2 separate regions of the Mus musculus genome follow, and region 2 is linked to region 1. The links are chromatin loops, found by intact Hi-C in ENCODE. Cell type or tissue: left cerebral cortex. All regions are shown on one strand. Each heading gives the region's core, and the rest is flanking DNA. Links, peaks and the distances in the headings are about the cores only.

Evidence for each region. Peaks named below come from ENCODE experiments on the same cell type or tissue, not always from the same donor. Only the 100,000 strongest peaks of a DNase experiment are listed, where the experiment ranks them.
Region 2: it touches region 1 in a loop (2.9-fold over the local background); 1 of 42 quality-filtered maps calls a loop at or near these places.

What each region holds. Positions count from the first base shown.
Region 1 is chr17:36,890,160-36,894,550 of GRCm38, reverse strand. No RefSeq gene overlaps it. Among named protein-coding and RNA genes, the nearest start is that of Trim40, 2.2 kb to the right of the region's middle. In left cerebral cortex, for the core only: a CTCF peak has its summit at 2,034 (motif pointing left); a DNase peak (open chromatin) is centred at 2,037.
Region 2 is chr17:37,082,554-37,086,944 of GRCm38, reverse strand. It overlaps Olfr90 (olfactory receptor 90), which reads left to right and starts at 709. Exons shown (of 1, transcript NM_146477.2): 1 at 709-1,754. The coding sequence starts at 782. The coding sequence ends at 1,714. In left cerebral cortex, for the core only: CTCF peaks have their summits at 2,067 (motif pointing right) and 3,409 (motif pointing left); a DNase peak (open chromatin) is centred at 3,371.

The sequences.
Region 1 (4,391 bases), core at 100-4,099:
AGGGCCTTAGAAAACGCAGTGCAAAAGTGAGCACCTTGGCTGTGGATGCCACACACAGCCACGACATAACTCAGCTCTTGCCGAGCTCCTGCTTCTGTCTAACTCCTCCCCCTAACTTACTCCCTGCACTTGCCAACTCCTTTCGCTTCTTCTCTGGACCCAGTGAGTTTGAAAGCTCATATATTGCTCTATTTCAAGGAAGTGTATAATAGCATAGCCGTATGCTTTTGTTGACACAGGTGTGTCTAACAAGTCAGATGATCCTACCCATTCCACTCAAGAGGTAGAGATAGACATATCTCTTCACAGCATCTATAGCCCAGATGTCCACACTGCTCCATCTGCTGTGTTTTTTGGATGTCTCCTAAGACTGTAAATAAGGATTATTTATCTAGTGAATGACTAATTACCTCAATATACTTTGTGCTAATTAGATTTTTGTTTGTTTTTGTTATAGTGATAACACTTACAATCTATTCTCGTGCACTTTAAAAAGACTGTGACCACCACAGCTTTGGACCACAGCTTCCTGACTGTCTCCCGGATGATGAGATCACAGGCATGTTCTACTATCCGCTGATTGATTTGGGTTTAATATTATTGCTGTTGTTGCTTTTGGAGATCAACCTGTGTAGCTCAGGCTGGCTGGCCTCCCACTCACGGTACAACTTAGAATGATCTTGAACTCCTGTCTTTAATTCCTTCTTGGTCTGGGATCACAGGCACAAGCCACCTCAACTTGAGTTCGGTTTCTCATGCTTTGCCCTACTCGAGACCTCTACTGAATGTTTGAGGTTGTCCCTCCAGGCCATCAGGTAGAATTCAGGGGCTCCTGCCAAGAGCCCTCCATGTCTCCTGAGTCCCAAGAGCTACCTCATTTTTTCCGAGATCTGTATGCTCAAATTTAGAGCCTCATATCTTTCTGTGGTTTTCCTCATATCTTTCTGTGGTTTTCCTAAGTGCTCTCTGGATTGTGTAGCTCGGTATTCAACATGGTGGCTGGCAGTTCCCCGGAGCTGGTGTTTACATTTTGGACAGAGGATGGGGCTTATCAAAGGACACAATTGCAGAGCGGATAGGTTTTCTCACAGATACACTCTCCTCCTTGGTACAGCCTCAGGTTGGCCTCCAGCTCAATATATAGTTGAGGGTGACCTTGAACTTTTGATTCTCTGATATCCACCTCCTAAGTGGTGGGATTAAAATTATTCATCCATCATGCTCAGCTTTATTACTGCTGGAGATCAAACTTCATGTTTGCCAGGCAGAGACTCTACCAACTGGATACAGTACAGACCTCACAGCCAAATTTTTTCTGCTCTGCTGTGTGTATGTACATGTGTGTGTACTGTGTGTGTGTGTACACTGACCCCATCATATCCTATATGGGATAGGGACAAACTTCAAGAGTCTGTTTTCACTTTCCATCTGGTTGAGCCAGGGCCTGTCTTGTCTTTCTTTGTTGTGCAGAGTGCTCCAGGCTAGCTCCTGAAAGCTTCTGTCTCCCATCTTGCCTTGGGAGTTCTGGAATTGCATGTATGCACCACCACATCCAGCTTTTTAAATGTGTTCTAGGGATGGAAACATATCCATCTAGGTCATCAAACTTGTGTGACAAGCATTTTTGTTTATTGAGCCATCTCTCCAGTCTCCGCCATAATTTCTAAAAAAAAAAAAAAAATAGCTTGGGAACCTGGTGAATAGCTCAACCTAGGAGCACTCGTTGCTCTTGCAGAGGAATCAGGTTTGGTTCCCAGCACCCACATGGCTCACAATTGCCTATAACTCCAGTTACATAGGATCTGAGACTCTCTTCTGATATCCATGGACATTATGCACAAAGTTCATATACAGAGAGAGAGAGAGAGAGAGAGGCAGAGAGAGAGAGAGAGAGAGAGGCAGAGAGAGAGAGAGAGAGAGAGAGAGAGAGAGAGAGAGAGAGAGAGAACAGGGCAGTGGCCCCAGCTTCCATTCCCTTAAAGGAGAGATTCTGAAACCAAGTCCTAACTTGGGAGGCAGCACCACCTACTGTCCGTGAAGGCACAATGCTAAAACATTTGACTGAAGGAGCCATGGCTCTATTTTGGGCACAGTTTAGCGTAATTCTGACTAGAACAATTTAGAAGGAACACTGAACTTGAGCTCATGAGATGACATATAAGGAAGCTCATATAAAAAGTTGATAAGGAGATTAAAACAGGAATCAAGTGGGGCTAGGGCTGGGGTGGTGGTGGATTCAAGGCTCCATTAACTAGTAGTTAACTAATGGGTGTTAACTACAAGAAGGAGAGTGAATTCTGAGCCTGGCTTTATTGTGTTCACCTCACTGTACAAGGAAAGAATGTGATTAAGTCCCGAGGTTAATTAAATCCTCTAGCCACATAGTTTCCCTGTATCGGAAAAGGAACCAGGAAACAGAAATTCTTAAAGAAGAGTGGCTTTGTTTAGTTTGGCCAAAAGAGAAAGAAATACTCTTACTCCCCTCCTCTTCTGAAGCAGTCTTATAATTCTATAGCTGAAAGGAGCAAGGTCAGGGAATACGCATATGCTAATTTAATAGGAAGTGAGTCTAGCTGCGGGGACCTCCTTTTCTGACTGGAACGAGGCTTCTCCTTTCCCTCCTCCCATGGGAGGCTCCTAGAAATTCTTTAGGGACTGTCTCAGTCAGGGTTGCTACTCCTGCACAAAACATCATGACCAAGAAGCAAGTTGGGGAGGAAAGGGTTTATTCAGTTTATATTTCCACATTGCTGTTCACCACCAAAGGACTGGAACTCAAGTAGGCCAGGAAGCAGGAGCTGATGCAGAGGCTATGGAGGGGTGTTACTTACTAGCTTGCTTCCCCTTCTTGCTTTCTTATTGATCCCAAGACTATCAGCCCAGGGGTGGCATCACCTGCAATGGGCCCTCCCACCCTTGAACACAAACTGAGAAAATGCCTTACGGCTGGATCTCATGGAGGCATTTTCTCAAGGGAGGCTCCTTTCTCTGTGATAACTCCAGTTTGTGTCAAGTTGACACACAAAACCAGCCAGTACAGTGTCCATTAGTCTGGTAGCCAAAGGAAGGGATACCCTGACTCTCCTTAGAGCATCTGGTCTCCCACCAGAATGAAAATTCCAACATAATCAGAGATGAGGAGGAACCAACGGCCATCAGAGAGAATCCAAGGTGGGCCAGTAATGATCCCAAGTGTCAATCACCACTGCACATGAAAACTGATAAAATATCACGAGGATTAGTTTAGAATTGTCAATACAAATTCAAAAAAAATCTGAGTGATAAGGCTTAGGATGTTGCTCAGAAGTGGGGTACTTGTCTGGCATACATGAAACCCTGGGTTCAACCCCCAGCACTAGTGGCTCACTCCTGTAATTTCAAAACTTGAGAGGCGGAGGCAGGAGGATCAGAAATCAAAAATCATCCTCACTTACATAGAGAGCTCAAGGCTATCCTGGGCTACATGAGACCCCGTCTCAACTGTGACTACACACACACACACACACACACACACACACACACACACACACAAAAGAGAAAGAAATGCTTCTTGTTGTAGTCACAGTTAGGTTAACATAGATCCATTTTGTTTGTATTCAGACAACTTAGACATTTCTCACACAGGACTGCAGATTCTGAACGAAAGGCTTGAAGTACCCAAATTAGGCTAAGTTTACAGGGCATAAAATGATGGGAAGATATCACTCTGCCTCCCCCAATGCAGCATGGGCAGCAGTCTTTATAAGAGGAGCAGTAAAACTACCTAGGGCATCAGGGAAGAACACCTTTGGGTATGTCAATAAGGGTATTTCCAGACAGACTTAAGTGAGGAGGGAAGACCTGCCTTCAAATGGGTGGTATTGTTCCATGAGCTGGGATCTAAAGGGGGAAGTGGGAGAAAGCCAGCTGAGCACCAGCAGGTATCTCTTTTAGATTCATGATCCACCCAGATGTGAACAACCACCCTATGGTCTTTCAGTCACTCCTGTCTCCACACTTTCTCTACCATGATGAACAGTAGCCTCAAACATAAGCCCAGATAAACCCTTCCTCCCTTGGTTTACTTCTTGACAGGTATTTGGTCACAACTACCAAAAGAGTAACATATACCTTGTGGTATCCTCCAGGTACCGCCACTGTTGAAGCTGGGACTATTAAGGACAATTATGTGGACCGTCCTCCGCATCACCCAGGTGTCACGGTCATGTGACACATCTAGAATTTGTGGTTCCACATGTGTGAGGTTCTTGGGGCTCATTCTCAGTTGGTGATATTTGCATTCAAGTTCTGTGAGATTTGCATTAAAGGCACTGAGACTTTCCTCTTCCCCGTAAGAAAATATGCCACACCCTGCCACAAAGTTCATCTCACTGTTCAGTGAGTGCAGCTCA
Region 2 (4,391 bases), core at 176-4,175, 190 kb before region 1:
CTTCAGAGGGAAAAAAATGTACAGGCCAATAAATGTCAGAAAGACAGGCAGACAGTGGTGGCACACACCTCTAATCCCAGCACTCAGGACAGAGGCAGGCAGATCTCTGGGTATGAGGTTAATCTGGCCTACAGAGTGAGTTACAGGATAGTCAGGGCTACACAAAGAAAACTTGTCTCAAAAAAAAAAAAGAAAGAAAGAGAGAGAGAGGGGGGAGGGAGGAAGAAAAGACAAGACAAGAAGAAAAGAAAAGAAAAACAGGATGACACAAACTAGGAGAAATTATACCAAATGGAAAAGCTCAAAAGAGAGAAAAGGGCAAAGAAACAGGTATTTGAAACACATAAAGATATTCAGAATGAGGCAGAGAAAAGGAAGGAGTTAATTGCCAAGAGAACAAGCAAATTAGAAACAGAAAGTTAGTAAGAACAGAAGTTGGTGCGTGAATGAGTTGGGTGCCACTACGGTAACACACTGAAAACTGCACAAAGAAAGCAAAGAGTGCTTTGCTGCTATTGACATCAGTCTCCTTTGCCCAGGAACCCAGTGTGAGGAGCCACCTGTTCTCCACCACACTCCTGGTTTCCTCTCAGCTAGTGGACTCTATCTGACCAGGAGGAAGAATGGAAGAAAAGTCCTTAGGTGACGGGCCTGGAGAAGGGAGCCTGAGAAACATCAGTCTACCTTGTGTGTCCTGAGAAGTAGTCAGGGTGAGTTTTCACCAGGTCCTTTGTACCACACTAAGCTGACAGTCTCATCCCTCCAACTAGATACAGAGACCATGGTCAACCAGAGCTCCCCCGTGGGCTTCCTCCTGCTGGGCTTCTCTGAACACCCACAACTGGAAAAGGTTCTCTTCGTCGTTGTCTTGTGCTCCTACCTCCTCACCCTCCTAGGAAACACACTAATCCTCCTGCTGTCCACCCTGGATCCCAGGCTCCACTCTCCAATGTACTTCTTCCTCTCTAACCTCTCCTTCTTGGACCTCTGCTTCACCACAACCTGTGTCCCCCAGATGCTGTTCAACCTCTGGGGCCCCGAAAAGACCATCAGCTTCCTGGGATGCTTTGTCCAGCTCTTCATCTTCTTATCTCTGGGGACGACGGAGTGCATCCTGCTAGCAGTGATGGCCTTTGACCGCTATGTGGCTGTGTGCCAGCCCCTGCACTATGCCACCATCATCCACCCTCGCCTGTGTTGCCAGCTGGCAGCTGTGGCCTGGACGATTGGCCTAGTGGAGTCAGTAGTTCAGACGCCATCCACTCTGCGCCTGCCCTTCTGTCCCCACCATCAGGTTGACGACTTTGTGTGTGAGGTCCCTGCTTTGATTCGACTGTCCTGTGGGGACACCACCTATAATGAGATACAAATGGCTATTGCCAGTGTCTTCATCTTGGTTGTACCTCTGAGCCTCATCCTTGTCTCTTATGGTGCCATTGCCAGGGCAGTGCTGAGGATAAGCTCTGCAAAGGGGCGCAGGAAAGCTTTTGGGACCTGCTCTTCCCACCTCATTGTGGTCACTCTCTTCTACAGCTCAGTCATCGCTGTTTATCTGCAGCCCAAGAATCCTTATGCTCGAGAGAGGGGCAAGTTCTTTGGTCTCTTCTATGCTGTGGGAACTCCTTCTCTTAACCCTCTCATATATACCCTAAGGAACAAGGAAGTAAAGAGGGCATTCAGGAGGCTGCTCTGGAAGGAAGTGAAGCCCGGCTGACACACTCTCAGTAAGCTGAATGGGAAATCTGCATGCCTTGTAGGCTTAAGTTTTCCTCCCTAACATCTTCAGACCTATCCTGCCTCTGTAGTAGATGACAGACTGTAAGACACAAAGAAGAGAGGTTCAGTAAAGGAGTATAACTATGCAAAAACCTTACCACATGAATCAAATGTAATCTACCTGTATTTTCATTAATTCATCCTCGTCCTCATACGCTTCATCTCATTGACTTTATCTCTAATTCCTTTCCCTTCCCTGTAAATATAAAGTATCGTATTTATTTTTTAAGGTTTTATTTTATTTTTGTTTTTTTTTTTAAAGATTGATTTTATGCGTACAATGTAGCTGTCTTCAGACATACCACAAGAGGGCATCAGATCCCATTACAGATGGTTGTGAGCCACCCTGTAATTGCTGGGAATTGAACTCACTAGCTCTGGAAGAGCAGCCAGTGCTCTTAACTGCTCAAACACCTCGCTGGCCCAAGGTTTGATTTTTATGTTATGTCTCTGTGTGAGTGTGTGTATATGTGCAGATGTCTGAGGAAGCAAGAAGAGGTCCCCTGAAACTAGAGTCACAGACAGTTGAGTTATCTGACATGGGTGTCTAACTTGAACTCTGATCCTGGAAAGAACACAAATGCTGAGCCATCTCTCTAGCTACTTGTCACATCCATGCTGCTGTGTCTATACCAATAATAAAAATGTCCCGGTATCAGCTGGGCGTGGTGGCACACACCTTTAATCCCAGCACTCTGGAGGCAGAGGCAGGCGGATTTCTGAGTTCGAGGCCAGCCTGGTCTACAAAGTGAGTTCCAGGACTGCCAGGGCTATACAGAGAAACCCTGTCTCGAAAACACCACACACACTCTATGCCCCTCCTTAGAATTGGGAACAAAACACCCATGGAAGGAGTTACAGAGACAAAGTTTGGAGCTGAGATGAAAGGATGGACCATGTAGAGACTGCCATATCCAGGGATCCACCCCATAATCAGCATCCAAACGCTGACACCATTGCATACACTAGCAAGATTTTATCGAAAGGACCCAGATGTAGCTGTCTCTTGTGAGACTATGCCGGGGCCTAGTGAACACAGAAGTGGATGCCCACAGTCAGCTAATGGATGGATCACAGGGCTCCCAATGGAGGAGCTAGAGAAAGTAGCCAAGGAGCTAAAGGGATCTGCAACCCTATAGATGGAACAACATTATGAACTAACCAGTACCCCAGAGCTCTTGACTCTAGCTGCATATGTATCAAAAGATGGCCTAGTCGGCCATCACTGGAAAGAGAGGCCCATTGGACATGCAAACTTTATATGCCCCAGTACAGGGGAACGCCAGGGCCAAAAAGGGGGAGTGGGTGGGTAGGGGAGTGGGGGTGGGCGGGTATGGGGGACTTTTGGTATAGCATTGGAAATGTAAATTTTACCTAATAAAAAATGGAAAAAAAAAAGAAGAAAAAGAAAACACCACACACACACACACACACACACACACACACACACACACACACGTCCCGGTATCATTAGCTTGATGCTGGGGGGCGGGGCTGGGGGAAGAGCCTTGGGAAGCAGCCTGAAATGCAGCCAGTTTTCTCCTTACCAATTCCAGACAGCCAGATCACAAACAGGAATAGCTTCTCTTCAAAGGAGGTAGAACAACTTCTGCCCTGAGAGTTTGCTTCCATCTACTGGGCAGATCTGGAACTGCATCGATATGCCGAAAGGGGGGGGGGGAACCTCACCCAAGTCTCCTCCCTAAACAGAAGCACACGTCAGAGCTGCTAGGGGGTAATTAACGTTATAGTTGGTGTGATATACTAATGCCTTGTGATGTTCCAGGTACTGTTTAAAGTAACGTACACCCCTCCACTTCATTCTTGTAGTATTATGAAGCTTTATTCAGAAGCAAAAACTAAAAGTTCAAAACCATCTCTCAAAGTTTTCAGCTAGTACTGGCACCTATCCAGTTAGTAATCCTGCCTTAATATAAATAGAGCCCTCCTAGCTCAAATGAGAAGCCTCAATTTGTCCTCAAACTTAAGAAGAATCTATGTTAACTAGACATATGTCCACCCTATAGCCTCCCTATAGGTTTTTCAAGTGTTTCAAAGCACCCTGTGAGACCACTAGAGACAGAAGTCAACTTTGACAAGAAAGTTGAGCCTGGAGGTTTGCCCCAATAGGACAGCCCTTCCTCGAATGTGCTAGAGTTCCAGTATCTATGATGGTCTGAGAACTAGGAAGCTGAGGAAGTCGGGGGAGGGAGTCACCATAAATCTGAGGTCAGCCTGGGCTACCTAGGAAGACCTTGTGAAAAAAAAAAAAAAAAAAAAAAAAAAAGCAAAAATTGTCTCAACTTCTTCCTGCCTTGGTTCTACCAATATCAAGGCATGAGCAGAACTTCAAAGAAAGTGGATACAACGTGGCATGAAATTTTATTCCTCAAAGTATGTGGAAGGATCTCTAGGGTTCTAATCTACCTAGCTTTCCTGTTTGTTGCGCCCACCTCGGCCGGCAAGGAAGACACAACACGGTCAGATTCTTCTCAACAGCCTTTATTGCAGGAACACCTCCATGCTGCTACGGGAACCCCGGGCACCCAGGGCACCCTGGGAGGTCTGCTTATATACTCTCAGCCCCCAACCACTCACAGCAGGCCATGCCACCT